2 separate regions of the Mus musculus genome follow, and region 2 is linked to region 1. The links are chromatin loops, found by intact Hi-C in ENCODE. Cell type or tissue: left cerebral cortex. All regions are shown on one strand. Each heading gives the region's core, and the rest is flanking DNA. Links, peaks and the distances in the headings are about the cores only. Region 1 overlaps Scfd1 (Sec1 family domain containing 1). Region 2 holds the start of Scfd1 (Sec1 family domain containing 1).

Evidence for each region. Hi-C counts contacts between places; a loop is a spot of excess contacts. Peaks named below come from ENCODE experiments on the same cell type or tissue, not always from the same donor. Only the 100,000 strongest peaks of a DNase experiment are listed, where the experiment ranks them.
Region 2: it touches region 1 in a loop (2.1-fold over the local background); 2 of 42 quality-filtered maps call a loop at or near these places.

Annotation. Positions count from the first base shown.
Region 1 is chr12:51,427,345-51,443,830 of GRCm38, forward strand. It overlaps Scfd1 (Sec1 family domain containing 1), which reads left to right. Exons shown (of 25, transcript NM_029825.3): 17 at 521-600; 18 at 4,144-4,206; 19 at 5,887-5,962; 20 at 11,939-11,992; 21 at 15,187-15,239. Among named protein-coding and RNA genes, the nearest start is that of Gm40422, 24 kb to the left of the region's middle. In left cerebral cortex, for the core only: no CTCF peak of the experiment used is centred there; a DNase peak (open chromatin) is centred at 10,377.
Region 2 is chr12:51,375,331-51,391,816 of GRCm38, forward strand. Scfd1 (Sec1 family domain containing 1) reads left to right here and starts at 2,183. Exons shown (of 25, transcript NM_029825.3): 1 at 2,183-2,306; 2 at 8,775-8,845; 3 at 11,720-11,808; 4 at 13,952-14,042; 5 at 14,976-15,098. The coding sequence starts at 2,255. It overlaps Gm40422 (a long non-coding RNA gene), which reads right to left. Exons shown (of 6, transcript XR_872746.2): 4 at 14,445-14,635; 5 at 13,909-14,109; 6 at 8,841-8,886. It overlaps G2e3 (G2/M-phase specific E3 ubiquitin ligase), which reads left to right. Exons shown (of 15, transcript NM_001015099.2): 15 at 1-1,656. In left cerebral cortex, for the core only: no CTCF peak of the experiment used is centred there; no DNase peak of the experiment used is centred there.

The DNA of each region.
Region 1 (16,486 bases), core at 5,655-13,654:
ACAGCTGTTTCTCAGCAAGGGACTTGGAGCCCTTGCCTCCCAACTTGGGTTGCTCCTCCATTTTTCTGGCTTTGAAATATTTTTGGCCAAGTTAAATGTTTACCTTTTTTTTTTTTTTTTGGTTTTTCGAGACAGGGTTTCTCTGTGTGGCCCTGGCTATCCTGGGACTCACTCTATAGACCAGGCTGGCCTCGAACTCAGAAATCCGCCTGCCTCTGCCTCCCAAGTGCTGGGATTCAAGGTGTGTACCTTGTCCCGAAGCAAAGCAGAAGAGAAGAAAACGGATGCACTTCCTGAGGGAGGCCAGTTCCATGCTTTGCACTCCCATGGCTGTCTTCTCATCAGCTGTGCTTTCTGCCCCAGATGCATAGCCACTTAGGGAGTCATTTAAGGCCAGCTCCACCTGACATGGCGCTGGCATTTAAATTCAGGCTTTGGATTAAAATCTTGATTAATCAAATAACAGCAAACAGTCTTCTGTGAAAGTATTTTTTACCATAGAATTCTTTTCTTATTGCAGGTTGATTTGGAGCAGTATAAAAAGGCTTTAACAGATGCAGGCTGCAACCTTAGCCCTTTACAGTATATCAAGCAGTGGAAGTAAGTTTTAGTTTCTTTTTACTCTCCTCTGGTTTAAGGTAAGGTCGCAATTCAGATTTGGTTCCTAAGAAAATAGGAATGCTGGTAAGAAGGCTGAGTAATGTCGTGGAGATTTTTTATGTCCAAGTGCAGAGCAGTTCCTTGTCTAGCCCACCTTATTCACAACTTAAAGCTACATAAAATAGAAACATCTTTTATCCTGGGAAAAACTTGGTATTTTTTTTTCTGATGCATTAGAAAATTGGAGACTGGAGTCCTCTGGATCAATGTGTCAAAACTATCAACTAGCAGCAAGAACAATACCAAATTCTAAGACCTTTGTTCCGAGGAAATGGCAGATTAATTGGTGCATTTATAGTCTATTAGAAGGAATGTAAATTTCAATAATTTTCCAAAATGCCATAAAAAGTCTTGACCTTCTACTCCTTCTAAGGATTTATCCAAAGAAGTTACTGGAGCCATAAAAGTATAGCAGTGAAAACCAGCCTGAGTGCCCAGCAGTGAACTGGGCAGGGAAATGGAGGTTGCTTTAGCCCCATGCAGTGGCACACTCCTTTAATCCCAGCACGCGCAAGGCTGAGCTAGGAGAGGCCATCACAAGTCAGTACAGCGTGGGCTACATAGCAATACCATGTCCATCTGTCCATCCTTGCTAAAATTGTGGTATTTTTGTAAGATAGAGTCCAGCTGGATGATTAAATAAGATAGGGGACTTAAGGCATTGGCAACATTTGTGTTACTGTGTTAAGAAGGGAATGTTGTTCACAACACTAAGTTGATTTATTTGATAAATACTCTGAGCTCCCAATACCTATCAGCTCAGCATTCATGGGCTGAAAATACTCTGGAAAAAACAGCTGCTAAACTTGGTATATATGTTTGTTTGTTTTCTCCTTAATGTTATTTCCTAAACAATACAGTATAATAGTTATTTACATAGCCTTTATATTATATTCCATATAATTTAGAGGTGGTTTCAATTATAGGAGATGGCATGCAGAGGTTGTATGGACATACTATACATTTTATATAAGGAACTTGAGCATTCAGAGATTGTCATACTTTTGAGGATTCTGGAACCATCCCCCATGAATGCCTGACAATGCTATCTATATTTCCTAATTGGGAGCTTGATGAACAGGACCTGCATCGTCATTGGATTTACATGTATACAGTTTACAATTAAACAAATGAAATAATAATGTTGAACTCTGCTGGATGATTCAGAGACGGTGACACTGAATGACAAGATCTTAGCCAGTGACTAGATTTGCTGAGTAGGGGAAACTTCTGGGTGGTGACAGTGAGCCAGAAATAGAATGACAGAGTACAGTATGATCTGCCTGCATGTGACATGCATACATTTGGTTGTGTAGCTGCAAAGCGTGTGCCTGAGTGTCACTTCACATGCAGGCCTTCTCCTTTGGCTGCTTTTCCTTTCAGACCTCTAAAGCAAGCATTGCCTCTGAAATGCTCTTCATCAGTTTCAGACAATAAGACTAACTCTGCATTCCAGGCTCCATTAGGAAAGATGTGCATAGCCAAAGAGACACCAGGTTCTTAACTGTGGCTTGCTCTAGAGGGTGATGTGGGTGCCTTTTATTATCTATGCTTCTGATGACATTTGAAGTTTCTCTTCTGTTTGACCATGTTCTTTGCACTTAAAATATAGTTAATCTCTAATTTGTAACATTTGTTTTACTTTCCAATTATCAGATATTAGTTTAACAATTTTAAGAAATTGAGAAAGATAAAAAAGAAGGTAAAACTCACCGGGTGTTGATAGCACACGCCTTTAATCCTAGCACTTGGAAGGCAGAGACAGGGGACTCTGTGAGTTCAAGGCTACAGAGTGAGTTCCAGGACAGCCAGGGCTACACAGAGAAACAATTTGGGCCAGTAAAATGGCTCAGCAGGTGAAGTCACTCTGATGTTGGTGACCTGAATTCAGCTCCCAAATCCACTTACAGGTAGGAGAGAGCTGACTTCACAGAGTTGCCCTTTGACCTCCACATCACAGTCATCACAGCATCACATCACAGTCATCACAGCATGCGTGCGTGTACAAAACAGGAAGAAATCATGTTTTAAAGAAAAGGAAACTTTATTTGTTCCAGTAATCATGGTACAGCCTGTAGTCCCAGGACTTAGGAGACTGAGGTAGATCTTAAGTACGTGGCTAGCCTGGGCTACATAATTACACATTTCCCCCGAATCAGTGATGCAGTGTTTTGTCCTCTAGTCCCACTGTTAGAGCAATGTCTCATCAGGAAGCCGAGGAAGCTTCGTCACATGACTCAGCCATAAAGAGATACTTCCATTCATTCCCGTTAGCTGTTTGTGTAGTTTCCAGTACAAAAGCCAGTTCTAGTGAAGGCCTTAGTTCCAGTCCCCGGAGGTAAATAATGCTTTCTTTATAACCTCATTTTTGAATAAAACTGAAAGTTTTGGGTTTACTTGGGGATTTCTCTCTTGCTACTTGATTCTTGTCAGGACAGAAGCTGAATATGTTTAATATTTCAACTACTCCATTGTTAGTGATTACTATTTTTTTCACTTCTGCCCATCCCTCCTCTTGTAAAAAACATATGAACTGGCTAAAAGTCATGAAAAAATCCGGTTGCCATAACGTCTGTGGTTTGCTAATAGTGTGTGATGGACCAGGGCAAAAAGGATGCTGACTCTCATTTTAGTCATCTGTGTTGCATTTTATGCACACATCTGCAGTGGGAAGAGCAGACATCAGCATCCTGGCAGTTGACTACCTCAGAGTACTGGGAGCCTCTGGGAACACTCTGTATTCCAGAACGTGTAAAGGGCTGCAGGAACATTTAGAGGAAGGTCTTTTTAAAACACACTGAAGTGATATATTTTTCCCCAATTTTTAATAATTACAATTTAAAGAGATTCTAAACTTTCATAAAATTCATAAAATACACGACTCTGCAATGACATATAAAATTCATGGTTTGTAATATAACTGAAGGGAAAACGTCACTGGGTAGTGACTGAAAAGATTAATGATAAAGGAAGTATCTCTGAGTGAGTCCTGAGAGGAAACGTGGCATTTCTTCTGGTGTGAAAAAGGGTAGTGAGTTTGAAGTCCCCAGAGGACAGCTTGAGCAAAGGTCTGTCAGGGCGCAAGGGAGTATGTGCTGTGCCCAGCTCTAAGCAAAGCTTAGTTGGTACATGCTCATTCTCCTGTGTGTGTACGCCTCTGCCTGAGTTCTATTGTTAGTGACTGTATAGGAAGAGGAGAACCCCTCCCAGCGGGGCTGCACTTCTGGTTTCTGCTTGTTTCTGCAGTGCTGCTGTTGGAACCCTGGGCCTTGACCTGCTCCAGTGTTCTGGCACTGAGTTACCTCCAGCCCTGTGTTGCTGTGCATTAGGGAATCTCAGGTTTTGATGTTAAATATAATGTAATTAATTTAACACATTTTTATTTTTTTTAAAAAGTCAGTGCATCTTAGAAGTCAACTCTTTTAATGCCAACATACTGAATGATAACTGTCCACTTGTAAATACACATCTCCTTTTTCATAGGGCTTTTGCCAAGATGGCCTCAACTCCTGCCAGCTACGGAAACACTACCACTAAACCAATGGGGTAAGGATTTAGTAATGTTGGATGGATCTTTGTACTCAAGCTTTAAGCATTCATGCCTTAAAAACCCAGTATCTAATACCATCCTGAAAGTCCATTATGATACAGAATGTCAACGTTTTCCTGGCTTCCTGGAATAGCTGTGATTCTCCTTTGAAAATATACGGGGGTAGCTTTCCCAAAGATATGCGCATATGAGCCATCGGTTTCATATGCTCCTCTCTTTTTAAAACATTGTCTTCACTTTTAGGAATATATAGTTAAAACTATTTTATATTGTTAAAGCTAGCCACTCGGCCTAAGCGTAACAAATACAGGCTGGGGATGAGACCTCTCTCGGGAGCAGTGCACACAACCTGTGCGTCACAACTCCTTTGGGAGTTGACTGACCCTTCCACAAGGGTTGCAGATCAGATATCCTACATACCAGATATTTATGTTTATGACATATGTTCATAATAGTAGGAAAATTAAAGTTACGAAGCAGTAACAAAAGTAATTTTATGGTTGGTGGTCACCACAATATGAGGAACTGTATTAAAGGATTTCAGCATTAGGAAGGCTGAGAACCACTGTTCTACAGACTGCTATACTATTTGATGACAAGGCAATTCTGGCTACTCTTTTCTATATCACACACATTTCAAATTCCTAGTTTTTTTAAAGCTAAAATAAAAGTATGAAGCCCAGAGGAAAAGAAATTTATCTAGTTTCAGCAATCCAGCGGGCCTCCCCTCTGGAGAGCATGATACGGGTTGCCATAAACCCTGCTGCCCCAGTAACAGACTTAACCTAGCATGAAGAATAGTTTCAGGGCCATCTATCCCATCCAAGGTTACTTCTCTTATCTCTGTTCATAGGCTTTCCATCCTGTTTCTCTTAGTTACACAGGAGAAAGGACAGGATAAGGGAAGGAAAATAATTCCTGAGTTTAATAGATACATATCACAGTGTCGTGTCTGCAAATCATACAGAATATGTAGAGCCTAACGTTCCTTATGTATTTTATACTTGAGGCTATTAATAAATGTGCTTTAAGAAAATCTTGGCTAAATTGAAAACTGCCCCTAGCTTTCTTATGTGGTATAGAATTACTCTTGTCTTACCAAATGTCCTTTGATCCATGATATAAGACTTTGAAGTAGAACTATAAACCTAGTATGGCAAATAGTTATTGGCATTCTCTGTGTTTGTTTAAAGTTCACAATTAAGGCAATGCTCACTGCTTATTGTGCTTGCATGTAGGTTTTCTGTGTCTAGAGTGGAGATGGTACACGTAACCGAATTGAATCCAACGCTAGTGATGCAGAGAGCACAGCAACACTTGATATATTTGTAATAGTGATAGGCAATGTAGTGCTATGTGTGATTGAGCTCCAGAAGAAACAATCAGAAACTATATGCAAGGCTAAGCAATTATATTGAGGGCATCTCTTTATAGTTTATAGTGATTATTTTATCACCTTTATTAAATTATTAAATAAATGTTTATTAACTTTTTATCATTTATTAAATATCACTGCAGCAATGATATCCATGGAAGTAGAAATGTTCACAGCCCTTTTGTCTGTGGGAAACAAGGTGGTGGCAGAGGGAGCAGCCTGTGGTGTGTAATTGGGCAAACTGTGTATCAGCGGCAGACTGTACTTAATGCCATCTTCATTTGTCTTTTCCCATACACAGTCTCCTGTCCCGAGTCATGAATACAGGATCACAGTTTGTGATGGAAGGTGTGAAGAACCTGGTATTGAAGCAGCAGGTGAGTACACTTGTCAGAAAACGTTCTGCTGACTTGGAAATGTAGATGTTGATAGGTTTGCTACCCAGGCAGAGAAACTTCTGGATTTATTCAAGTAAGACGTATGAGGAGAAAATTAGAACCAAAGGATCCTTATTGGCATAGTAGGGAAATAAGACTTCTTTTTTATGTGTAGTTTAGAACTCTATGACTATATACTTTTTTTAAAAAAGATTTGCTTATTTAAACTGTACTGTCTTTTGTACTGTGTTTTGATGACTTCCAACTTTTCTTTTATCTTTTTGGTTTGTTTTTGGGTTTGGTTTTGGTTTTCTGAGACGGGGTTTCTCTGTGTAGCCCTGGCTGTCCTGGAACTCACTCTGTAGACCAGGCTGACCTCGAACTCAGAAATCCACCTGCCTCTGCCTCCCAAGTGCTGGGATTGCAGGTGTACGCCACCTCTGCCCAGCCTGTTGTTTGTTTGTTTTGTTTGTTTTGTTTTGTTTTTTATTTTTTTGAGACAGGGTTTCTCTGTATAGCCCTGGCTGTCCTGGAACTCACTTTGTTGACCAGGCTGGCCTCGAACTCAGAAATCTGCCTGCCTCTGCCTCCCCAGTGCTGGGATTAAAGGCGTGCGCCACCACGCCTGGCTGTTTGTTTTTTAATAACTGGAACATCTCTGGCATATGTAAGATACAGAGTTTTGCATCAGTACTAAGATACAGTGTTTCTCATCAGTACGGACATACAGCGGTTCATGTCAATACCTAGATAAAGTGTTTCATGTCAGTGCAGAGATTTACTGCTTAGAGAAGGGTTTTTTGCTTGTTTTTTGTTTTGGTTTTTCGAGACAGGGTTTCTCTGTGTAGCCCTGACTGTCCTGGAACTCACTCTGTAGACCAGGCCGACCTCAAACTCAGAAATCCGCCCGCCTCTGCCTCCCAAGTGCTGGGATTAAAGGCGTGCGCCACCACGCCCAGCTAGGTTTTTGGTTTTTGTTTTTTAATATCCCAAATGTTGTCCCTCCTTCTGGTTCTCCCTCATAGAGTTCCTCCCCCATCTACCCTCTGCTTCACCTCTGAGAGGGAGGCCACCCCTCCCATATCCTTCCACCCTTGTCCATCAAGTCTCTACAGGAGTAGATGAATCCTCTTCCACTGAGGCCAGACAAAGCAGCCCTCTGCTGCATATGTGCCTGGAGCTTCAGACCAGCCTGTGTATACCTTGGTTGGTGGCTCAGTGTCTGGGAACTCCGGGGGTCCAGGTTAGTTGACAGTGGTGGTCTTCCTGTGGGGTTGCCATCTCCTTGAGGGCCCTCTATCCTTAGGAGAGGTTTTAAAGGCCAAATTAAAAGATGCTTAGCTGGATCTTACTGTCAGATGTATAGATACCTGTTTCAGGATGTTCTCTTTCTCTGGACTTCCTCCATACTTTTAACATCTTTCTCGTGTTTTCTTGTGGTAGTTTATATAATCATTATATGTATATTACAAATCCCGTGACACTTTGCATAAAGTGAGTTTCTGGTTTCAAAGAACCTTCAAATTTTTTATTGAGGAATAAATAACAAATGAACACCATGTGTTGTTAATAAGGAATAGTGAGAAATCTTCATTTGCTTTGTTGAGTAAAAGCCTTCCAAGTTTTCTTTTTAAGATACTGACATGATTTGCTGAGTACTGGCGAGTACTCTTGAGCCTCAATACAGGAAATGCTTTAGTGCTTGCTGGCAGCACCATCCTTCTAAATATTCAGTCTGCTTACTTTACCTAGTTCACAGTACTGCCCTGCAGCACCTCATAGTAATATGCAAGATTGTCTAAATTGGTTTGCTATTAAGTATTTTATTATGGCAACACAAAAATTTGTTTTGGAGTTCATGAAATACAAAAATTATCATTTATGACCTTAAATTACTTTGCTTTTCATAACATTTCAAACTGTTAAGAAATCTGTTTTGGCACAGGCAGTTAGTTTTAAAAGTAAAAATTGAGCCCAACAGTGGTGACACACACCTTTAATCCCAGCACTCAGGGGACAGAGGCAGGTGGATCTTGAGTTCAAGGCCAGCCTGGTCTAAAGGGTGAGTTCCAGGACAGCCAGGGCTACACAGAGAAATGCCATCTCAGAAATAAATAAGAGGGGGCGGGGGAGGAGAATCAAATTTCTCTGTGGTGAAAATTGAATTCTCCTATTTATATAACTCTTCTGCCACTGTCAGAACCATAGTATTAGCAAGGAGGTTGTGTGGATACAGCTTTCAATGTCAGTTTTTCCAGATGAGTATTCATCTCTGATTACTCCAACCCACACTGTAAATTCCTAGCATTAAGAATGTACTTAAGAGTCAAAGGGTATGGACATTTGTAGTTATTCTAATAAATATTGCCAAATTGTTCTCCAGTGTAAAGTCTCTCTAGTCTAGAAATGCATATTAAACTCATAGAAGCCATTGTGACATTGTACTGTCCTGATACCCAAATATCTAGGGGCACTCGCACTATGGAGTTCTAGGGAAATTCGGGAAGAATCATCAAAAAGACCGAGCAGATACAAACATAGGATCCTGTAGTTTATACTGCTCACATCTATAAAGGATTGTTTGGCTTTTTAATTTTTTAAATTTACATTCGGGGACATACGTGGAATTGGCTCTCTCTTTCCACCTTTATCTGGATTCCAGGAGTGGAACTCGGGTCACTAAGCACCTTTTCTTGCTTGAGGCTTTTCATTGGCACTATTAAGATTAACTAATTGGACAAGAATTAAACTAGTCAGTAAATTAAAAAAGGATAGAATTAGCAGTGTTCAGTTCTCTAGGTTACTTATAAGAGCCTTTGTATTTTGTTTTATGGGCAGCATGAGTTTTCTGCATCTTAAGTATCAACCTTCACATAGCCAGTTGAGTGATATTTACAGACTTGAATCAATTCGTGTAAGCATAATTATACAAAAATATGATTATGATAAAAGCATGAAGTTGCATAATTTAGAAATCCCCACTGTCTTTGACTCATCTACGAGAGCAATTTGTCTTTAAAAAAAGAAATTATTAATAAATAAAATACAACCAATTAAAACCAATTAAGTTGTCCTGGAAGACAAACTTGATTGCCATGTGTGATCTCTATTTAGGATTATTATTTGTAAGAAAACTAAAAATAATGTGCAACAGAAAATTTGAACTCTGAATATTATATAATAACCATTTCACAGTATAAATAGACATCATTGCACTATATTGTACATTAACAGCCTAAATGTCAAGCATACGTTAGTAAAATGAGCAGGAGTGGAGATAATTTGTTGATGGGTTTCCTTCTAAAGCCCAGTTACATTTGGGAGATCTACTGAAATATCTGTGGTCTGTCTAGTAATGACTATCTAAGGGGCTTGTTTGAACACTTTAGGGCTATAGGGAGGGCTGAAAGATTTGTGTCAGTTTGCAGCTTCTGGTGAAATTAGGTGTGGAGGGATAGATGTGGGCCCATGTAATCCTACTCTGTTGATTTTGATTGGAGGCATTTTTACACTGTGATTGAAAAGGAAAGTCCCTTAAGATTTTATAGCTTCCTCATCTATAATATGAGCATTGGAAACATTGTTATTTATCCCTTAGCCTCTGTGAGTTTCCATCTTTCCTCTCCAACACACTGACTGGGACAGCAGAACCTGCTTCCATTCCTGCTCCCTGCATCAGCATCAGAGCATCTTCCCACGGTCTACAAAGGGGAAGTTAGAGATGGTCACCATAGAGCAGCCAGCCACCTCCGGGGAAAACCTTCTCTGCTGCGGTTATGCAATATTAGTATCTAGGTTTTAATATTGTGCATATTTTGGTTTTTGTGCTAAGAATTACATCATTAGAGAGGTTAACTTGGGTTTTTTTCTAAACCTTACAGTGACTAAACTCATAAAACTAGTCTTAGGAAATAGTTCCTAATATATAGTTTTTATTTTTCCTTCTGGTAAATTTCTCTCCGTTTAGAAACAGATTTTTAAAATGATGAATCATAATTTATGATTTATTGTCTATGGGACTCTGCATCTTAAATCTATGTAGTGTTTTCTGCCAAGCATGCCTAGCCTAGGCCTTCTAGGCCTTTAATCCTAGCACTGGGAGCCAGAGACAAGTGGATTTCTATTTCCAGGCCACCCAAAAACCTTCCATCCATAGCAAGTACCAGGCCAGCTAGGGCTACATCGTGAAATCCTGCCTCGAGAACAAAGCAAAATATAAATATACGGTGTTTTCCATTTTATTTCTAAAAACCTGTGTCTAAGTATAGAGAGAATTGTGCTTAGACTGTTTTCATCTAATTTTGTCTGTCCTTCCCTGGGCGAGTTTTATAAACTGTGACAGTAGTTCTCTGCAGGGAGACTGATGCATTCTACTTGCTGTGGTCCACATGGCTGCAGTCCAAATTTTCCTTTTCTGTGATCAAGTCTCCCTGGTTGCCCTGGAAATCACCATGGAGACCAGGCTGGCCTGAAACTCACAGAGATCTGCCTGCCTCTGTCCCCTCAGTGCTGGGTTAAAAGTGTGCACCACCACACCCAGCCATTCAAATTCTTCATTCAGTAAAAGTTTGTCCTGGCTTAGTTCAGCCGTTATTTAACACAACCCAGAGCCTTAGGGAGTCTCAGTTGAGAGGCTGTCAACTCTCAGTTGAGAGATTGATCTGTGGCCATATTGGTGAGAAATTAATTATCTTGATTCTTTATTCATGTGGGAGGGCCAGACCCACTGTGGGTAGAACTGTCCATGTGTGGCCTATGCGATAGCTGAGGGTGAACCTGTGAGCAAGCCAGCAAACAGCATTCCTCCATGGGTTCTGCCTTCTCTAGATGAGCTATGACCTGGAAGTGTAAGCCAAAGAAACTCTCTTCCCCTGGTTCTTTTTGGTCAGAGTATTTATCCCAGCAACAGAGAGGAAACTACAACAGAGTTTACTTACCTTCTATGAAGAGATTTAGTGTATAATTAATTTTCCCCCTTTGGTTATTTAGATGGCACTCACTCTGTAGCCCAGGCTGGCCACTAACTCATGGTAGTCCTCCTGCCTTAGCTTACAGAGTGCTAGGATTACAGTGATAAGCCAAAACTCCTTACTTCTTTTTTAAATTATTGACCCAAGCTTTCATTTACACAAAGAACACCTTAGTGGAGTGTCAGTTGGTGACACATATCCATTGTTTTTATAAGCACCGTGCCTTCTATCTTCAAAGATGTGTTTCCTTCCTCATTCTGTACAGCTGGAGGCTTCCCTTAGTCTTAAAACCATCTGTAAACATTGACTGAAGGATGAGGCAGAGGTAGTTGATTCTTTTTATCAGGTTATAGAGACCATGGAAAATATAAGAAAGAATTGCGAGACCTTGAACAATTTTGCTAGGAAGACAGTTTCCTCTGCTTATCACATACTTGTTGGCAAACGTGTCATCATTTGTAGTATGGCTATCAAATACAGAACAAGATTTAATTATACCCGTCCTGAACGTCTCTTACGGTACACAAAGATTCATCATAAACAGTTTAAATGCCTACATTTCTACTCATTCTCAGAGTCAAACACTTTGTTCTTTCCTGGTTTATGACGTATATTTCTCCATACTCTTTCTGTACTGCACAGCTCTAGCTGTGCACTCAGATTCAGAAGGTGAGTGGGGCCTGGGTGGAAAGCCAGAAGGGAACAGAAAGTCTCATCTCTGTAGTGTTTCCTTGCCCTGGAAATGCTTTGAATTTTGCTGTATTTATTATTGTGTCCGTGTTTGAGTATTGGCATGGGAGTGCCTCAGGGTGTGTATGGAGGTCAAAGGATTAGAATAGCTTTTACACAGAATGGTATCTTCAGTGAGAAGCTGGGTACTAAGGTTTTACCTCTGACATGCTAACTGTGCACATAAACTTAGCATTTGTTTGATTGAAACGTATTCACATATATAGAGTGAGCAAGTTGTTATTCTAGTATTTAACAACACTAATGTCTTCCACAGAATCTACCTGTTACTCGGATTTTAGACAATCTCATGGAGATGAAGTCAAACCCTGTAAGTAGCATCTACAGTATATAAATTCTTGGTTGTACCAGACCAATGGATACAAAGGTGATAAATCCAGGCTGACTCAGTGTTGTTGAACACAATGTGTGAGAGTAGCAAAGAGTCCATGTTCTCAGTGGCATCTTGTAGACAGCAGCACAGAATTGTGATTCAAGCATTCTGATTAGTAGTCATCTGAATTAAATTTATACTAAATCTTACATGTTTAATGTTAATACATCCTGAAGAACACATTTCTATAAATAAAAAGAAATGTTGACCATCAATAATGTGAGAGAAACAGACCAATTTAAGGAAATTAAATTAGGAGAAAAGTACATAGTAAAACTTGTGACTATTTCAGATGGCACTAAATCCCCTTGGGCCAAACAAGTAAATAACAAAGTTATTGGCAAATAGTTGGTCAAGCTGTCTATCCATTGGCTGCTCCCAGCAGTGACTTAGAAAGCCGTCACCATGGTTCATCACTGGCAGCCAAGGAGCTGGTTATATCATGTATCCGCCCATCGAAACTCTTACTTTAGGTCCATCTGAAGCCTGTAGACGTGGCAGTAGAGCTGAGGATTTCAGACCTGAAAAAAATGAAAATAATATTTAAACCAGTGTGACTCCTTCAGTAATTGTTAAAACATGGCTTATGGAAATTAGCAAAAACAATTTTTAAATTCACACATGTGGAAACTAAAACACCAGAAAATGTCCAGCTGCTGTTATGAAAGTTACTGGAAAATTATATGGTATGATAAACTTTAAAAGATTCTCAAATTGAAGAATATGTATAAAGCAGGACAGTGGCGCACGCCTTTAGTCCCAGCACTTGGGATGCAGAGGCAGGCAGATTTCTGAGCTCAAGGCCAGCCTGGTCTACAGAGTGAGTTCCAGGACAGCCAGGGCTATACTGAGAAACCCTGTGCACATATGACTAGTTGTCTTAGAAAATACCTCATTCTGGGCAGTATAATCTGAAAGGTAGCCTGAGCATGATAAAGGTGGGCATACATGAATGTGAAAATATAGAGGACATATACAGCAGGTTAAGGACATGCAGGGTGCTTTGTTACTGATTTCTGTCTGTCTTTGTCTTGATGTTTTGTTATCAACCAATAACTATAACAGCAGGTACATTAATTGTGTACTTATGTGCCAGAAACCACTCAGCAAATTGTTACCTCATAAATAATTTAATCCTCGGTTAAACCATCCAAGAAAAGTACTACTGTTACTCTCATTTTATAGATAAGGAGAGTGGAACAGGGTGAGTCAGTTAACTTGCTGGGGTTACATAACTCTTTTACTATTATACTGTGTTAATTAGAGTCGGGACTGTATGCTCTTCACAGACTCCCAGAACTATAGAATGAAAACCATTGCAGCTCATTTAACAAGGGAAAGAAGGTGACCAAGAGACATGGCTGCTTCATGCAACAGAACTGAAATCAAGTCCTGCTCCTCTATTCCTCCTGCCCAGAACTAGTTGCAGCCATTCCTTCCACAGTCTTCATAATAAAAACAAGGATAGCTAAATTTGAATGAGTCTTAATCAGATGTTTCTTTGAGCTGCAGAAGTTCATTTATCAATACTCTTGAGTTTATAATTAAAAGCACATTACTACAGATGGGGTTTTTATTAACTAGAAGAGACTTTTTTTCTGTTTTGAAAGTATTTCTTCATCCACCTGCTATGTAAGGGAGCTGTCTGCTTTCCCAGTCCTCTCCTGTTTGTAGATAGGATTCCAGGGTGATTTGGAGACACTGAGGAAGTTAGCAAAGTACAGTAACTTAGACCTGACAGGTAATGGTGAATGGCTGTATGCATCTCACTTCAGATGCTTTGAAATACTGGAGCCTGGACTGGGCATGTAGCTTAGCTGGTGTTCAAGGCCTGGGTGGGTCTCACTACCACATAAACCTAGCATAGAGACAAATGCCTCTGTTCCCAGCACTTGGAAGGTGGAAGCAGGAGGATTTGGAGTTTGAGGTCATCCTTGGCCACACAATTAGAGGCCAGGCTAGGCTACATAAGACACTCTCACATCCTTACTGTGTGTGTGTGTGTGTGTGTGTGTGTTTACACGCATGGCACATGTGTAGTCAGAGAAAAACTGGAAGTTGGTTCGATCTTTTCGAAATCACGTGGGTCCTGCAGATGAAATTCAGGGCATCGGGCTTAGCTGCAAGTGTGCCTTTACCTGCTGACCATCCTGGAGGCCCCTGAAGGCGTTCCAGTCTGCTGGTAGGCTTTCCCGTGGGCTGAAGGAGTCTGACCACCCTGAGGAGCTATACTGATTCAGAGTATTGACCATTAGGCTCGGGACTGAGTGTTACCAGCATGTGTGCGTTTGTCATTTGCCAGAGGGTTGGGTTGTTTTGTTTGTTTTTGCAGGGGCCGGGGGTCTGACTCTTTGGCAAGAAGACTGAGGTCAGGAAGTAGTTACAGCATAAAGTAGCAGATCTGTACATCACAATTCCTTTACTATCAAGAAGCTTCCCATTCATTATAACGTTTCACAACTCACAGAGCCAGAGAAGCTTAGAAAGCTAAGAGTGTGGGTGACTCGGTCTGAGGCACATCTCCCCTGGACTAAATTGAGGCTTTTTTTCAGCTCTTATTTATCCTATTTTATGCTAACAGTCATTATTAATCTGAAGAAATTCTAATGCATTAGATGGTGAAATGCTGGCCACATATACAGCTGATATCCAGGATTATCTACGTTTCAATTCTAAATTCTAAAATTGATCCGGTCCCAAAACTTGCATATAAAAGTCTGAGCCTCCTATATATTATGTGTTCTATATATTCAGTAAAGTCACAGAAAGACAAAGTTGTAAGCAAAAGCCCTTGTGCAGTAACAATATATGCCTTAGTTGGGTTCACATCCTATTTCTATTACTACGTATGTGACCTTAGGAAAGTCAAATAACCTCCCATTATCCCAGCTTCCCGTCTAAAACTATGGGATAATGATAGGAACTGGCTGAACAATTGAGGATTAGTGCATGGAAAGCCCTGAAAATACTCCTTATTAACACATAGGAATGTCTCATTAAGGATTAGGGACAGTTGTTACACATTCGGTGAAACGGGAAGATTTGTTACAATCAAATACTGTGCCAAACTATGACCTTCTAAACGGAAATTCCATAGTCATGGCAATGTGTCTTATTTTTGTTTTTAATAGGAAACTGATGATTATAGATATTTTGATCCCAAAATGCTGCGGAGTAATGACAGGTAAGGAGCTTTTATCTTGGTGGTGTTCGTTGTGGGTTTTCCCTGAGAATGGAAATAATGTATTATAAGACTTTACTAAAATTCTAACTGTGGGAGGCTAGTTAAAAACAGTGTGTATTTTAATCTCTTTCAGAGATAATCACTGGTAATTAGGATTAGTATCTTGTTATTTTCCCTTAGTGTACACACAGAGAAATAAATTTAGCTGTTTACTATTTATGAAATGGTGTTATCATAAACAAAGTGGAGGATTTAGAGAAAGTGTTTTTAAGTGAATAGTTATTGAACTAAATGAGAAGACAATAACTGATGGAAACAGCTATTTACGGTGGTGGTGGCAGGAGTGGCGGTTTGTCAGGGTCCAGGAAATCGTGTCCCTGAGAAACATTTCTATAAAAGCATTTTATGCTAATAAATCCACTCACTGTATATTTTCTGCATTTTATGAAAGATAGGATATGGTAATTGACCTTGGCACACTGGGCACCATTTGGCTGTGGTAAATCTCCTACCCAAATATGCCCCAGCAATGAAAACACAACTCAATTAATATGAATATATGCTGTGCGCCTAGATTGGGCAGATCTACCACTACTACACTACCATCTTCCACATCTATGAGACCCCTTAGAACTTGGGGTTTCTCCAGGCCATGTGCTTCTGCTCCGCTTTTTTTCTTTTTCCTCCTCCTCTGCATCCTCTCCCTCTTCCATTTTCTCCTACTCCCTCTCCTCACCTTCCCTTTTATCTGCCCAATCTTCAGCTCTCCTTTATTTTAAGATTAAGGTGGGAAGCAGGTTTACAGGAAATCACCTGACTCATTCCTTGTTCACAGCCACACTCTGGAGAACAGAATTAACATCAAATATAATTAGCCCCAGGGCTATCCACAACATTTCCCCCTTTCTATCCAATTAACTTTTCAAGAGTGAATTCCTGGTAGTATGAGAAGTAACTTAAAAGACAGATAACAAATCGGCAGAATTAGAAGGAAATGACTGGATGTCCCTAGCAATACAACTCCAGGAGTAAGTTTCCTGCCTGTGCCTGAGGGTAAACCTTCAGCAGTCTTCTCGAAAGCATTCATTTCTTTGTGGGTGTTTGCAAGGATGGGCTAGCTGCTAAGTTATTAAATTGCCTGGTAATTTCTAGTGTTAGTCTCTTTTTCTTCTGAACTTAGCAGAGGTGCTGGTATATAAGAACTGCTAATAATAGCTATCACCGGCAAAAGAGAATTTGGCAGCAAA
Region 2 (16,486 bases), core at 4,727-12,726, 53 kb before region 1:
TTGGGAAATTTTGTAGTCCTTAAAAGAGACCCAGTTTTCAAGTTCTATTTTTGACCACCTTCAAATATACTCCACTACCCACTGTATATTAGAATCTGTGTAGAAGTAGTTTATAAGTCGGCCTGTTTAAAATATATCAAAACAAATACTGCTGGGGATTTGGCCTGGTAGTAGAATGGTTTGCCTAGCTAGTATGTGGAAGGCCTTGGGTTTAATTTTAAAGTATGACCAAAACATTAAAAAAAAAAAAAAGCATGAACATTTAACAATAACATTTCTAAGTAAATGTTTTTATGCCACTAAAATGTGAAGTTGTGAAGTGTTCATATAAACTAAATAAATGTGTTGGGAATCTTGAGACAGAAAGGCAGAATAGCACTGTTCCTCAAGGAGGGAAGTCAAGGCAGGAGTCTGCTGGTGGGGGTTGATACAAAGTGATTGCTGCCTACTGCCTTGCTTTCCATGGCTTGCTCATTTGCTTTCTTACAGAAGCCAAGGCCACTAGTCCAGGGTGGCACTGCACACGGGCTGGGCCCTTCCCATTCGCCACTAATTAAGAAAATGCCTTTCAGGGTTGCTTACTTCCTGGTTTCATGGAGCCATTTTCTCAGTTGAAGTGTTCTCTGCTTGCATGTCTCTAGCTGTGTCAGGCATCTAATAAGGATGGGGTGGTCTTTTAGTGCAGATGTGTTTCTTTTCCTTTTTATTAGTATGTAATTGTTTAAAACAGGCTGTCACGACACATGCATACATGTGTGTAATGAGCTTTGGTCATACTCCCCTTCTTGCCTCATACTGAACCCCTTCCCTATTTCCAGGATTGTCTTAAACAAGTAGTCCATTTACGAGGCTGATGTTATTAAAGTGGGTAAGATCCAAAATCTTTACTCTTCTTGTCTGAGAGCTCCTTGAACTCAAGAAACAAACTGTTTTTAGCAAATTTTCTAAGATAAAACTATCCCTTGATGTTCAATTATTTAAACCAAAAAATCTGGAGTTAAACAGCTACAATAAATCTAACTCTGAAGTCATGATTTTTATTCTTATAATCAACATTAATATCATTCTTGGTCGTAGCTTTGCAGGACTGTTCTATATAGTTACTCTTCTAATGAATATATATATCTTTATGTTTACTCCCCACATTACACCATTGGACAGAAACATGCACACTGTATAAATGTCTTAGTATTTTATGATAATGTGCCTTATAGTCTTGGAAGGAGTTAGTATGGAACTTAAATGGTCAAATGACAAATTTGTACTTAAAAGTGGGGATTCTCAGGTGAGTAAGATTAAACTCACTGGAAGGTGGGAAAGCCATTCTGCTCAAGAGTCCATGGACACCAGAATTGAGATACTTCCCCTAGGGCACAAACTGGTAGTTATAGATAACCTGTTGTAACTTTATAAAAATAGGTATCTACATCTGTCAAATGTGTTTTTATTGTAAAAAAAATGCAATCTTGATTTTAAAAAATAAGATAAATTATTTGTATAATTTTGAAAGCCAAATTTTTGAAAGTATGATTTCATTTCAGAATCTGACTGCCTGAGAATTAATCCATAATGCAGTGTCATCGGTGGGTTCATTGATTGGTAATAAGTTGTCATTGTATATATTTTTGACATTAATAAAATCTATTATGAAAATGGTCGATGTGAGATTTATTTCATAATCACAGGGCTCTAAATGTACCAAACCTGGCTGTGATCATCCGGATTCTGCTCACAATCATTTGTTTTTTTAATTTGCACTACTGAGAGGAAATTCTGCCATTTGGCTTTTCTGTGATTTTATACCCTAGCAGGCCAAAGCCCTTTCCTGAAGAAATCAAACGGAATAAATTACCACGCTTGTAGTTTCCCCCCCCCCTCCCCCCCCAGAGGAAAGAGGGAAGGGACACTACTGTTATGGAAATCAAGAAAACGCAATTTCTGGCGTCTCATTTGGCCTTGTAAATTTTTATGAGGATTTAAACTTGATGAGAAGTGCACTATCAATTAGATTGTAAGCGCTCCACCACGCCCATGCCCTGAGAAGCGGTTTAAGAGTAGCGACCTCGGGAGGTTCGCCCCGATTAGTTAGAAACGCTGCTGGGAAATCTGCAAACACCAATGTCTGTGAGGAAAGGCGAGGGCTGGGACCGGGGAGGCGGGCCGGCTGCCGCCATAGCCCGCCTCCTGGTTCTGCTTCCGGCGCGGGAGGTAGGGCCACGTCATCTTCGGGCTCCCAGTGCCAGCCGGGCAGTGGATGGTGGGAAGCAAGATGGCGGCCACGGCCAGCATTCGGGAGAGGCAAACAGGTACTCGGTATTTCCTTCTCTGCAGTGTGTGCCTCAGCAGCGGCCTGTCATCATCTCTGGGTTGTTCGTACAGCTCGGAGTTGAGCTTTGAGAGCTGCTCCGTTTTGAGGTTGTGGGGAAGAGATGCCTGTAAGCTTCACAGCCTTTACCACAGGCTGCTTGCTACAGTGCTAGCTACTTATTTTTTAATTGCCGAGTTTTAGAAGGCCATCAGGGCAAGGACCAGCAGCTGGTGTTTTCTTTCCTGTCTTGTCACTTAACGAGGTCTATAGGTTTGTGTTCGTATTTCAAGTCTCCCAGGTCGGTTTGGTTTTCACTTTCAGTTTTAGGGTTTTTTTTAAAAAAACCTGTTTTTGACACTTGAGCCATGATTACAAAATCTAAGTATTCTTTTCCGAGCACCTTACTTTATGCCATCATCTTTGGACCCTTTGGGAGAAGCTGATGGAAAATGCCAGGTGATAAAGCTGGAAGAGACTTCGGAATGTCAAATCAAATTAACAGCGTCCTCTTTCAGTTGTTCCACAGATAATAATCTTAAAATATAGAACAGTTGTATCTTAAGTAGAGCATATTTGTACACCCATTTATAAAGTAAAAATTTAAAGATACATATTTCTTCCCTTGGTTTTAGTTTAGTTTTTTTTTTTTTTTTACATGTGAGATACACCTGATTTTCCTTATTTTCAGTAAACTCTAGAAACTTAATGTATGTATATTGGCCCCAGAATAATTACCTATACGTATATCATATATAATGTGATATGTATAAATCAGAACTGACTTACATATACTACTTATCTAGTAACTCCCAAAGAGAATAGAAATCGTCCATAAGCGATAAAGAACTTTAATTCTCTTGAACCTATGCTTATTTGTATGAAAAACAATTGGTTACAAGCAATACAACATAGCAATAGAATTTGAACTGTGCCTGATTCCTTCCCTTGTGTTAAAAAAAAAAAAAGATAGATTTGAATGTAGCATACTTAACAGAAAACATACTGAGTTCTACATTTCTCAGTAGGTAATTTAGTAAAACGGTAAAGCATAACTTAAAATATGGTAAGCAAATATTATTTGAGAATGCTTGATAATTAATTTTATTTGCAAGCAAACAGAAGCCCAAGTTCTCTTAGAAGTTTGGGTATAATATCTTTTTCTTTGTTTGTTTGTTTGTTTGTTTGTTATTTTTTTCTTCCGAGACAGTGTTTCTCTGTGTAGCCATGGCTGTCCTGGAACCCACTCTGTAGACAAGGCTGGCCTCGAACTCAGAAATCCGCCTGCCTCTGCCTCCCGAGTGCTGGGATTAAAGGTGTGCGCCACCATTGCCCGGCCTGGGTCCAATATCTTAATAAAACTAAATGAATTGGATTTTACTACCCATCAGTAAAACTGTCCTGATGAAAGGAAACCTTTTAAAAGTTGAATTTATGCAACAGTACATCTTTAATATTCGGACATTGTAAAACACTAAATGTTTTGTCTTTTGGTGAAAATAAACTTCATTATAGCAAGATTCCACATTATTACTGTATAGCTTGTGCTGCATCAGTTATTAAATTCATACTATACATGGATCATGCCTTATTTCCAGAAGAAAATCCTTTGTAGGAGTAACATTTCATTGATTTCTGTTGAGAATATTTAGTAACAAAAATCCTCTAATATTCTAGGTGGGAGATGCTTTGCTGCAAAGTAATTTGCAGTCAGTTTGGACGGATGAGACAATAGTCAATGCACTGTGAATTTATCATTAGTTTAGGTAGTTTCTGTTATCTCCATTTTATAGATGAAGAAACTAAAGTACAAAGGTGTTGACTAGCATGCCTGTTTCTTGGTTTGTCTCCCTGTAGTACCTCTGTCACCTCAAATGCCACCTTTGTGAAAGCTTCCTGCGTTACTTTTCTTCTCTTTCCTGTCTTCCATTCAGCAGTCAGAGCAAGCTGCTTCCTCTTGTTACTACTGAGGGTTTTGCTTGTCTGTCTCCCTTGTCTCTCAGTGTTACACAACCCAAATTCATTACTTTATCTCTTGCTGTGATTTCATCTGGCCTCTTAGCTTTCAGTATTATATATTCTGGTGTCTTGGTCTTCTGATGAAGAGACATCATGAACGTGACAACTCTTATAAAGGAAAGCATTTAACTGAGGTTTGCTTACAGTTTCAAAGGTTTAGTCCATCATCATGGTAGGGAGAGTGTTGGCCTGCAGGTAGACATTGATGCTAGAGAAGGAGCTGAGAGCTGTCTGTCCAGATCCGCAGCCAACAGGGAGAGAGTCTGGGCTTGGAAAGGGCTTTTTGAAACTTCAAAGCCCACCTCCAGTGATACACTTCCTCCAATAAGGCCACACATCCTAATGTTCTCAAATAGTGCTACTCCCTGGTGACCAAGCAGGCAGATCTTTCAGTCTGTGGGGGCCATTCTCATTCTAGCCACCACAGCTGGTGAGTCCCAGGTCTACATGGCTAGTGTAGACCTCTATTCTGAAATCAAGGCCACTTGATAGCATTAATGAAAGCTTCTTTCTTATAATTCCCCATGCAAATCTCCATGTGGTTTTTCTTTTCTTTCTTTAACTCAATTCAGATTTATCAGTAAATCATGCCAGTTTTACTCTAAAACTGTCCAGTGCCTGTTGCTATGCCCCAATCCCGTCTCCTTGAATTTCTGCAATAACTTTCTGTTTTGTTCCTTTTACAACCTTATTCCCATTCATTCACAGAATGCACCCATACTAAGCATGGCATGCATTTGTCTGAAACCTTGTAATAGCTTTTTATTTTGACTATGGCAAGGGGACCAGATCTCCAAGCTCACACATGAGCTAGTTAGTGTCTGCCTAACTTGACCACTTTGTTACTTTGTTACCTTTCCTCAAACGCCTCACTCGGACCCTCCTGGCAACCCGGTTTGTTTCCTCCCTGCAGAATGTTCTTTCATGGTCATTTGTGTGTCTCCCTCCCTCACTTCCTGTAGGCCTTTACTCAAATGTGCATTTCTCCGGAGACCTTCCTAATCACTATTTAAAATTATATCTCACCTTACTTTTCTCCTTTCCTGGCCCCATTTTTTTTTTCACAGCATTTATCATGATCCCATACATCCTAGGTTTTACTTAATTTGTAAATGACCTTTGTCTGTCAACAATAATGAAAACTGCATTAGGACGGGTAATTTTTATTTGGTCTGTTTTCCTTCATGTGATGCCCCATAGTTAGTGCAGTATCTAGTACATAGCAAACACTAAGTAAATGTTTGCTGAGCCGGGCATGGTGGCACAGGCCTTTAATCCCAGCACTTGGGAGGCAGAGGCAGGTGGATTTCTGAGTTTGAGGCCAGCCTGGTCTACAGAGTGAGTTCCAGGACAGCCAGGGCTACACAGAGAAACCCTGTCTCGAAAAACCAAAAACATTTGATGAATGAATGAATGAATGAATGAGCGAACAGTACATATAAATGACAGTGTTTACTCAGTTAATGAGTGAAGATATTTTTCTGGGTAAGGGTGAAGTTACTTTAACCAAGTGTAAAACTGTAGGGTAATATATTTAGAACCCATAAAGAAAACTAGTTTATCATTTCCATTAGAAACAGTGATTTATTTTTATTTATTTATTTGTTTTTTCGAGACAGGGTTTCTCTGTGTAGCCCTGGCTGTCCTGGAACTCACTTTGTAGACCAGACCGACCTGGAACTCAGAAATCTGCCTGCCTCTGCCTCCCAAGTGCTGGGATTAAAGACGTGTGCCACCACTGCCCGGTTGAAGCAGTGATTTCTTAGAGTGTTAAACTCTGGTCAAGTAGAATTACATACTTTTATCACTCTTTAAATATATGCTGTATGCTTCATTAAGAAATTACTTGTATCAAAACATCTTTGAACAAGTTAGCCACGGCCTGGAGTTGCAGAAGCTTTCCTAGTTGAACCAAAACAATGTGAGATTACCCGCTGGGACTGGTCTTTCATGGTGACATGAGTGAATGTCTGTTAACTCTGGAGAATGCCACATGCCATCTTACAGGGCAGCCAGGCTGGGGTTCTTCCTGCTTGTCATTGAGTCAGGAACATGACCAGCTTCTAGAAACAGGGCTTTCTCGTGTCTTTAGTGCCTGGTCATAGGAGGAGAGCACCACTGAAAGCAGTCAGTCCAGGAGCACTGTGTTTGTGCTATTCATGTGTATTTATAGAAGTCTGTAACCTCTGGCACGCTTAGAAGTAAGCATAAGTTGTTAGTGATGTGTATTACTGTAGTGCCGGTATTTTCAGGGAAAAAAAAATAATAGGTTGGGCTAGCAACATGGCTCATCAGGTAAAGGGGCTTGCCACCAAACTGATGGCCTGACTTTGATCTCTAGGACCCACATGGGAGAAGAAAAGAACCAACTCCCACAAACTGTCTCATGGCCTTCACGTGTGTGGAATGACATAAGTGAGTGCACACAGGCACACACAATAAGTGTAAAAAATAAAAATGGTTATGTACACCCATAACTACCCTCCTTTACTTAGCTCTCTATATCCATAGCTTTTGTATCTGGATTCAGACAATTGCAAATCAAAAGGATTATAAGTAAAATGTATCTTTACTAAATGTGTACAGACATTTTTCTTGTCATTGTTCCTTAAACAATGAAGTACAACAACCTGTCATTTACATTGGTCTATGTATTAACAACTAATCTGCTATGACTTAAGGGAGTTCCCCTAGATTATGTGCAAATACTATATCATTTTAGGTTTTAAAATATTATAAAGGTATATTAAATGTTAGGGACTTGCGTATCCAAGGCATTTTAGTATCTAAAAGAGGTTCTGATGTGGGTGACGGAGTGTGCTGAAGTGCAGCCTTTCCAAGGAGAGTGCTGAGCAGCGTCACCACCCACCCACCTTGACCTGCGTTTAATATCAGTTCTTTGATGGGTGCATAGGCCATACGGGTATTTGTTCGTGTGTTATATAGTGCTATATTTGTAGTTTGGATTGTAGATTATTCCGTATTACTGAATGTTCACATGTGTTTAAAAATCAAAGTAGCCTGGCATGGTGGCACATGTCTTTGATCGTAGCATTCAGGAGTCAGAGGAAAGCAGATCTCTGTGAGTTTGAGGACACTCTGCTGTACATGGTGAGTTACAAGGCAACCAGAGCTGTAAGACCTTGTCTCAATTCAGTTAATAAAGTAAGTTTGAAAGTAGTCACTCTTTTTTTTTTTTTTGGTTTTTTGTTTGTTTGTTTGTTTGTTTGTTTTTTCAAGTTTCTCTGTATAGCCCTGGCTGTCCTGGAACTCACTCTGTAGACCAGGCTGGCCGCGAACTCAGAACTCCGCCTGTCTCTGCCTCCCAAGTGCTGGGATTAAAGGTGTGTGCCACCACCGCCCGGCTGAAGGTAGTCACTCTTAAATCACCTGATTTGTACATTTTCTTGAATGCTTGGCTGTCTCACTTTCAAGTCCTGCTTGCATGCAGGACGTCATATGTTTACTCTTCAGCACCACATAAAAACCAGGGGCTGTGGTAGTGCTTGCCTCTCAGTTACCCCAGCAGTTAGGAGGTAGAGGCAAGAACATTAGACATTCAAGGCCATCCTCAGCTACACAAGGAACTTGAGGCGGACTTAATAGGACTGTATTGGAAAAAGGAAAAAGTCACACAGACCCGTGCACATACAGAGAAGTAGCACCAGCCAACACAGCAGATTGTCATTTTCCTTGGATTTTTTTTTTTTAATCTACTGTGGTTTAAACGGTGAACAAGAAAGGGCAGAAGATACTGTAACCTGTCAAGCATGGCTGCTGTGGGTTTTCAGAGTGGACAACTTCAGTTCCCAGTTACCTCTTACCTTCTGATGTCTCATTTTCCCCAAGGACTATAAAGCAATGGAGTTGGGTAGCCTTTCAGTGGGTTTATTGGCTGTGAAATATACTCGTGAGTAACTAAGAAATAGTCCTACTGTAATGAATCCCCATATGAAACAGTTGAGCATGCCATAGATAGTCTTGTTTTTATAAAGGTTTTCTTCATCAGTAAGCAGTTAGCTACTAAGGCTGTTATCATGATAAAGCACTTTCTTTTGACGTGTGTGTAAAAGGCATTATGGGTTTGTCAGGGGAAACAGACACTTTTTCAGGAGCGTGGGGGTTTTTGTCATTTTTGTTTCCCACAATGTTAAGGATCAAACTCATGTGTTCTGAGCAAGTGCTATGCCCCAGACCCTAAAGTGCTTTGTCCTGTTTAGTTCTCATAGCTTTTGGGACAGGTGCTTTGTTTTGTTTTGCTTTGTTTTTGTTTTTTAGCTCCCAAACAGATGCCAGTTGGCTGTTGGTGAAATTATCTTAAAGATCTGACCCTAGTTTTTACACATCCAGTCATTTCTTTAGTCAGTTTTGTTAGCATTCATGCATTTTGTGTATGGTGAGAAAAAAACCAAAGGCTACTATAAATAACTGATGTAAACTTTATTTTCAGTGGCTCTGAAGCGGATGTTGAATTTCAATGTGCCTCATGTTAAAAACAGTACTGGAGAACCAGTATGGAAGGTAAGGCTTCTTTAGTGGGAACTGTGGGCTTCTTCTTAGAGCTGAAATGATAGGAATTAGAAGACATTTCTTAAACATAAAACCAGTGGTATATTTTCATTAGAATTACTAAATATTTTATTATTTCCTACAGAATAATAGCTGTTTACGTAGCATGTGCAGCCTACAAGAGGATCATATAGGATATGTACTGAGCTCTGTCATTTTGTAGAGAGAACTTGAGTGTCCCAAGAATTTGGTACCTTGGCAGGTCCTGGACCCAAACCCAAGACTATCTAGGAACTGCTGTATCTGTTCCCCCTGGCTATTTATGTATAGATGTGATAATGTTTGCTTTGTAAGTTAAGTACAGAAGAAGTTACCAATTGTGACTAATTGCCAGCATCACTGCTCTTGTGCTTTCGAGGCACTGTAAAGTAAAACAAATGCTACTGGATCCTCCTTAGAAGTGGGAACATTGGAAGGAGTTACAGAGACAAAGTTTGGAGCTGAGACAAAAGGATGGACCATCTAGAGACTGCCATATCCAGGGATCTATCCCATAATTAGCCTCCAAGCGCTGACACCATTGCATACACTAGCAAGATTTTGCTGAAAGGACCCTGATATAGCTGTCTCTTGTGAGGCTATGCTGGGGCCTAGCAAACACAGAAGTGGACGCTCACAGTCAGCTATTGGATGGAACACAGGGCCCCCAATGGAGGAGCTAGAGAAAGTACCCAAGGAGCTGAAGGGATCTGCAACTCTATAGGAGAAACAACAATATGATCTACCCAGTACCCCCCAGAGCTCGTGTCTCTAGCTGCATATGTAGCAGAAGATGGCCTAGTTGGCCATCACTGGGAAGAGAGGCCCCTTGGTCTTGCAAACTTTATATGCCTCAGTACAGGGGAACGCCAGGGCCAAGAAGTGGGAGTGGGTAGGTGGGGGAGCAGGGCGGAGGGAGGGTATAGGGGAATTTCAGAATAGCATTTGTAATGTATATAAAGAAAATATCTAATAAAAACAAACAAACAAACAAAGATAAATGCTACTGGAAAGTAAGCATTGTGAGATCCGATAGCAGACAGCACTGGGTGACTAAAGAGTGGGGGGAAGTGTTGAACAAAGAGATTTTTCATGCCGTGGACAGTATAGAGCAGAACTGCAGGAGGCTTTGGCAGAGTGGGATAGGACATATGAAACTTTGTTCTACTCATGGTGGCTTACATTGTGGGTTGCTTATTACTGTCATTTTCCATTTAATATTTTCTGACCCTGGTTGTCTAGAGATAACTGAGGCTGTAGAAGTAGAAACTGCGGCTTAGGGACTACTCTATATTTAAGGATTAGAGAAGAGTTTCGAAAGATTAAGCACCTTTACTAGCCATAGCAGATTTTAGTTTCTCTAAAGAAATTTCTGGCATTTAAGAATAATATTTAATAACAATAGCAGAGTTCATCTCACCTCAGTAGCACTAAGATAGTTGTGAAACACCGCCATTGAAGATCTCACTAGCCAGCCGGGGCTCTATAGCTAATAGTGAGGTGGCAGGCTGAGATGGAGTCATGGTTTAGATTTGGGATATTTGTTTTATGTGGGGTTTTTGTTAGTTTTTGTCATTGATATTGTTAAGACATTGTCTTGGACTGTAGCCCAGGTTGACCTCAAACTCACTGCAGTCCTGCCTCAGCCCCTGAGTGCTCCATTGCAGGTGTGAGCCACTGCATCTGGTTTAGGGACTTAACTTTTTAAGTCACTGTCTAGTTTACCTAAACTGCTTAAATTTCTAAATTTTCTTTATGTTGGAACTTGTTAAATTTCCGGTGTTTACTTATCTATTCATTCATATATATACACACACACACATGCACACATACATACACACATACACACATACATACATACAAACACATATATGTGTGTTTTCCTTGCATATGTGTGCACCATGTGAGTGCCTGTTGCTTACAGCAGCCAGAGAAGGGTGTTGAATCCTGTCTTAGTTGGGGTATCTATTGCTTTGATGAAACTCCATGACCAAAAAGGAAAGGGTTTATTTGGCTTACAATTCCACATTGCATGTTCAGTATTGAAGGAAGTCAGGTCAGGAACTCAAACAGGGCAGGATCCTTGAGGCAGGAGCTGTTGCAGAAGCTGTGGAGAGGTGCTGCTTATTGGCTTGCTTCATGGCTTGCTCACCCTGCTTTCTTACATCATTGGAGCTACCAGCCCAGGGATGGCACCACCCACCATGGGCTGGGCTGGGCTGGGCTGGGCTGGGCACCATTGATCACCAATTGAAAAAAATGCCTTACAGCTGGGTCTCATGGAAGCATTTCCTCAACTGATGAATCCAGCTTGTGTCAATTATTCCAAAGATCTAGCCAGTACAGATCCCTTGTAACTGGATTATCAGATGGTTGTGAGCTGCCATGTGGGTGCTGTGACTCAAACCTGGGTCCTCTGAAGAGCAGCCAGTGTTCTTAGAACCATCATCTGCCAAGCCCTGTATTTTAGTTTGAAAGGGGCTAAATTTTTATCTCATCTTTACATGTTCCTAGAAAGGATATTATGAACTAGGAAAAAACAAGTATGAATTTGTTGTAAGTTCTTTATTACAGGTTAAAATAAAGACTTTATAGTCTGACTTTTAAATTTAGAATTTTTGTAAGAAGTTTCTAAAAGTGTTGCTTTATTTAAACCTAACTGATAATGTTTTACATAATATAGAACTATGTGGATGGGCATTTGAGTAGTAGAGGAAATACTAAACTGAACATGGATAAGAATTCAATATAATGATTACTAAATAAAATTAGCTTATGCTATCTTAATGTGGGTTCTCAATTGGTTGTTCATTAATAATGCTGTTTAAACAAACCCCTTTTTTAAAGGTACTCATTTATGACAGATTTGGCCAAGATATCATCTCTCCTCTGCTGTCTGTGAAGGAACTGAGAGACATGGGCATCACTCTGCATCTGTGAGTTTTAATGCTTCTGACACTGGCATGCATTTTCAAATTTTATTGAGAAAGATTTCTTTGGTCACTTTAAAAATCAAAATTTTAAGGACTGTTTGCAGAGAGTTTGGTTATAGTACCTGTGTAACCTTGAGGTTTAAGAACAGTCTCACTTTGAGCTATATAATTTCAGAATTTAAATAATTGTTTCATTTTCCAGTAGATGTGGTTGATCTTTGAAGAAAACGAACTTGTGCTCTTTGGTACTCTTCAATCTCTAAAAGGATTTTGTCTAATTTAAGTATACTTTAAAAAAAAATCTAAATTAGTTTATCAGTAATGTGAGCATGTTAAGTGACTACATGAAACAATGGCCTTTCTTCTTTGCTGTCTTGGCTCCTAAGCGTGTAACCTCTTTCTGGTACCAGAGAACAGACTGTAGCAGAGAAAACTATGATTGCTGCATACTGGGTGATGACAGAGCTGTGGCCTTGCTGTTTGTCTCATGGCTCATAGTGGCAGTGACAAGTACAGCTGAGATCTAACTCATACTGACTTAAGGGAAACAAGATGGACTGCCAGTTTGCAAGTAGAGGAAGCAGAACGTCCTGTCTCCAGATGGAAAGGCTGTATATCATGGATGATCCCTGACAGCCTGGCCTCTGCCTGAATAAACTTTATCAGAGAATGTAGCCTCTGCAACAGCCTAGGTTAGACCACTCTGAAGGAAGTAGTAACCACTGGTTCCTAGAAATGCAGTTACACCGTGAAGATGGTTGAGCAGAGAGCACACAAAGAAAATGGCCTATGGCTGCCATCACATACTTCTCACCTGGACAGACGCAAGCTTACTAATGCACCGCGACCAGCAGCAGGAGCCCCTGTTCTTCTAGTTGACTAGAGGCATGAATGAAGAGTCTGTATCCAGAAGGCTAGCCATATTTTGTATCATAAGCATTATAACCAATATATTGCTATGACAAATAGATTTTCTTTTTCTTTCTTTCTTTCTTTTTTAGTTTTTTTTGAGACAGGGTTTCTCTCTGTAGCCCTGGCTGTCCTAGAACACACTTTGTAGACCAGGCTGCCCTGGAACTCGCCTACCTCTGCCTCCCAAGTTCTGGGATTAAAGGTGTGCGCCACTACCGCCTGGCGGACAAATAGATTTTCTTATGTGAAATGGAGATAACTAAATGAAATTAGTCCCCGAATCACCAAGAGAAGACCTGAGCATGTCACGTTTGAGATTATCCGATGATCTCCTGTGTACTCGCTTAGGAAGCAGCAGGTTGGTCAAGAGAGGGTTGGGGATAGAGCTCAGCTGTACAGATGTGTGCTTTTAGCAAGTGCAAGTTTCTGCTTTCCACCCACAGCATCATGCAGAAAGTAAAGAACAACCGAAGGGGTTAAATATCAGACAGTAAGAAAGTTCCCTCTACTTTTCTTTTCTCAATGCTGCCTACTCCATGTGGTAGTAAAAGAGAATGTCTGGCCATAGGAAATACTAAAAACCTTTAAAAAAAAGGACTGGAGAGATGGCTCAGCAGTTAAGAGCACTGACTGCTCTTCCAGAGGTCCTGAGTTCAAATCCCAGCACCCACATGGTGGCTCATAGCCATCTGTAATGAGATCGGATGCTCTCTTCTGGTGTGTCTGTAAACAGCTACAGTGTGCTTACATATAATAAATAAATAAAGCTTTTTTAAAAAATGGGGAAAAATGAAATACAAAGAAATGATTCTACAAGTAGGTATTACTAATGTCAGCCGTGTGGGGTTTGTTTTGTTTTTCCTCTTTTTAAGGTAAAGAGCAGGTTAGCTTAGTGACTGATCGCAGTAGGAGTGTTAGGAGCACTAGTCACTGAGCTACAGATTTCAGCTTTGAGAGCTAGTCTTTTACTCTGTCTCTTTAAAAGTACCTAAGGGGCGGGGGTGGGGAAGCCGGGCGGTGGTGGCGCTCGCCCTTAGTCCCAGCACTTGGGAGGCAGAGGCAGGCGGATTTCTGAGTTCAAGGCCAGCCTGGTATGCAGAGTGAGTTCCAGGACAGCCAGGGCCTCACAGAGAAACCCTGTCTCAAAAACAAAACAAAACAAAACAACAACAACAACAACAAAAAACGTACCTAAGGGGAAAAATGAGTTGCTGTTGTTCTTTCTGTTTTCCAGCCTTTTGCACTCAGACCGAGATCCGATTCCAGATGTTCCTGCAGTGTACTTTGTGATGCCAACCGAAGAAAATATTGACAGACTGTGCCAGGTGATAAGTGGATTTTATCTGGAACTTAAAATTACCTGATCGTTTGAATATCAAGGCAGGCTTTTTCCTTTAAAAAAAAAAAGATGCTCATTATGGAGAATCATAAATTCCTTTACCATCTTCCACTTTGAGTTTTGAGACTGTTAGTTTTAGTGGAGTAGATTTCTGATTTTTGGCTGGAGAAGCATTATATCAATAAATACAGAGCCTGGCAGAGTGGAACCTGCCTCTAATCCCAGCACTCAGGGTTGATGCAAGAGAATTATTGTTGAAGACCTGGGCTACGTGACAGATTTTGAGGCCCACGGGTGCTGCATTGTTAGAGCATATCTCAAAACAACAGTAACAGATTTGAAAATAGCCTAGGAGGGTCTCGTGTACCCAGGCTGGCCTTGAACTCACCACATAGCTGGAGGTGAACTTGAGCCTCTGCCCCTGCTGTGTCCACCACTGGATGTACTTTCCTCTGTCCACTGTTAAGTTGCACGGTCGTTTAATCATTGAGTTGTTAGCGTACTTGTTAGTTTTCGTTCTTTTCTGAAACAGGGACTCACAGCCTCCAAATTGTAATCCTTTTGTCTTGCTGCCTGATGCTGGGATCAAAGGCCATTAAGTACCATTAAGTCCAGTAGCTTAGAGTTCTGTGTGCTAGACACTTATCAGGTATATGATAGTATTTTTATGCATTCTCTAGACAGTCAGTTTGTGCTTCTGTTGTCCTATTTAAGAAACACCCCAAGTCCATGGTTTCTTTTATAAGTTTTATGGTTCCAGCTCTGTCATGACTTTGTTCTTATAGAGTACATTTTTGTCATTTCTATATCCCGTCTTTTAATGCGTGTCGCATACTCCAGAGCCTGGCTTTTAGTTTTAAGAGCTTTTTTCTTGAGCATCCTTTCAACAGGAAGAGTTACACATTGGTTATATTTCTAGGATCTTCGAAATCAGCTCTATGAATCCTATTATTTAAATTTTATTTCTGCGATTTCAAGAAGTAAACTGGAAGACATTGCGAATGCAGCATTGGCCGCTAGTGCAGTCACACAAGTTGCCAAGGTAAGAGGCCCTTGATCAACAGCATTGCTAATGTAAAACTCGACACTGTCTAAAAGCCTCCAGATGTTTACATCCAACCAAAACAACTACGGAGTTAGAGGTCCTCCTTAAAAACATGGCCACTTGTTGTCTGTCTTTAACTTAAGCTAGGAAAATAAGGCAGACTAGACGAATTTACAACTTGCTGACTTGTGAGACAAATTTAAAGTAGATGTATATTTATTTGGGGCTGGGAGTCATGGGATCTTTGTAGCTCATTTTAGAAATAATTTGAAAGTTTGTTGTACATTATTTGTGATCATATTGACATTGCTTTATCCGAACTTACTACAGTAAGTCACTGGGTCCTCCAAATCTTTTTTATTTAGGAAAACATATCTAAAGAAACCAGAGTATACTCTAAGGATAAAAATGTACAGCAGGCCAGCATCCTAGTGACATTTTAGCCAGAGACACTTCAGCTACAGGCACTCTCAGATAAATCCCGGCTTTACCCTGTGTTATGTGTGTTTCTAGAATTTTGAGAGGACACCAGTTGTTGTAGGGACTGTATAGACAGGAAAGATGAAGCATGCATTCGCAGTTACCCTCACTGCATCTTAGACTTAGATATAGCCCATTGCTACTGTAAGTAGCTTTTCAGGCTTCTTCCTATGTGTTGTCACTTAGAATTTCTCACTAATTTCAAACAAGCATAGGAATTGTTTCAGTTTGTTGAACTAAACTTACTACCGTTCAGATAGGTTTTTTAAGAATACTTTTACTTATGTGTATATGTGTGCGTATGTACACGTTGGGGTCAGGGGAGGGGATCAGAGTCCCTGGGGCTGGAGTTCCGAGCAGCTGTGAGCTTGGAACACCACCTTAGGTGGGTGCTGTAAAACTAAGTCTGGTTAAACAGTTTTCCTCTGGGAAAACAATTGGGCCTCTGATCACCCCGCCTGTCCAACCCCTGGTAGTGTTATAAAATTTGTACTTATAAATTTATAAATGTCATGGTGCAGAAGCAGCAACTGTGTGGTTGTTAAGAACATGAGGCTACAGAGATGGGAACTGTAAATTACAGGTTTCCTTCAAGGGCGTCCGTTCCCATCACAGCCACAATTTTACTTTCCGTATCTGTTTCAATTTTGTTTTCTGAAAATATCACTCTTTTGATTGCCCCAAATTTGTTTTCATTGGTTTAAAAATATTTTTGTTTTGTTTTTGTTTTTATTAATCTTAATCTCCTTTTTAAAAGATGCGTATTTTTGTTTATGTGTCTGTGTGTATGAATGTATGCCACATGTGTGTAGCTGCAGTGGAGGCCAGAAGAGGGCTGGAGTTACAGATGTGCAGTCTATACACATGGGTGCTGGCACTAAACCTGCTCTCTCTGGGAGAGCAAG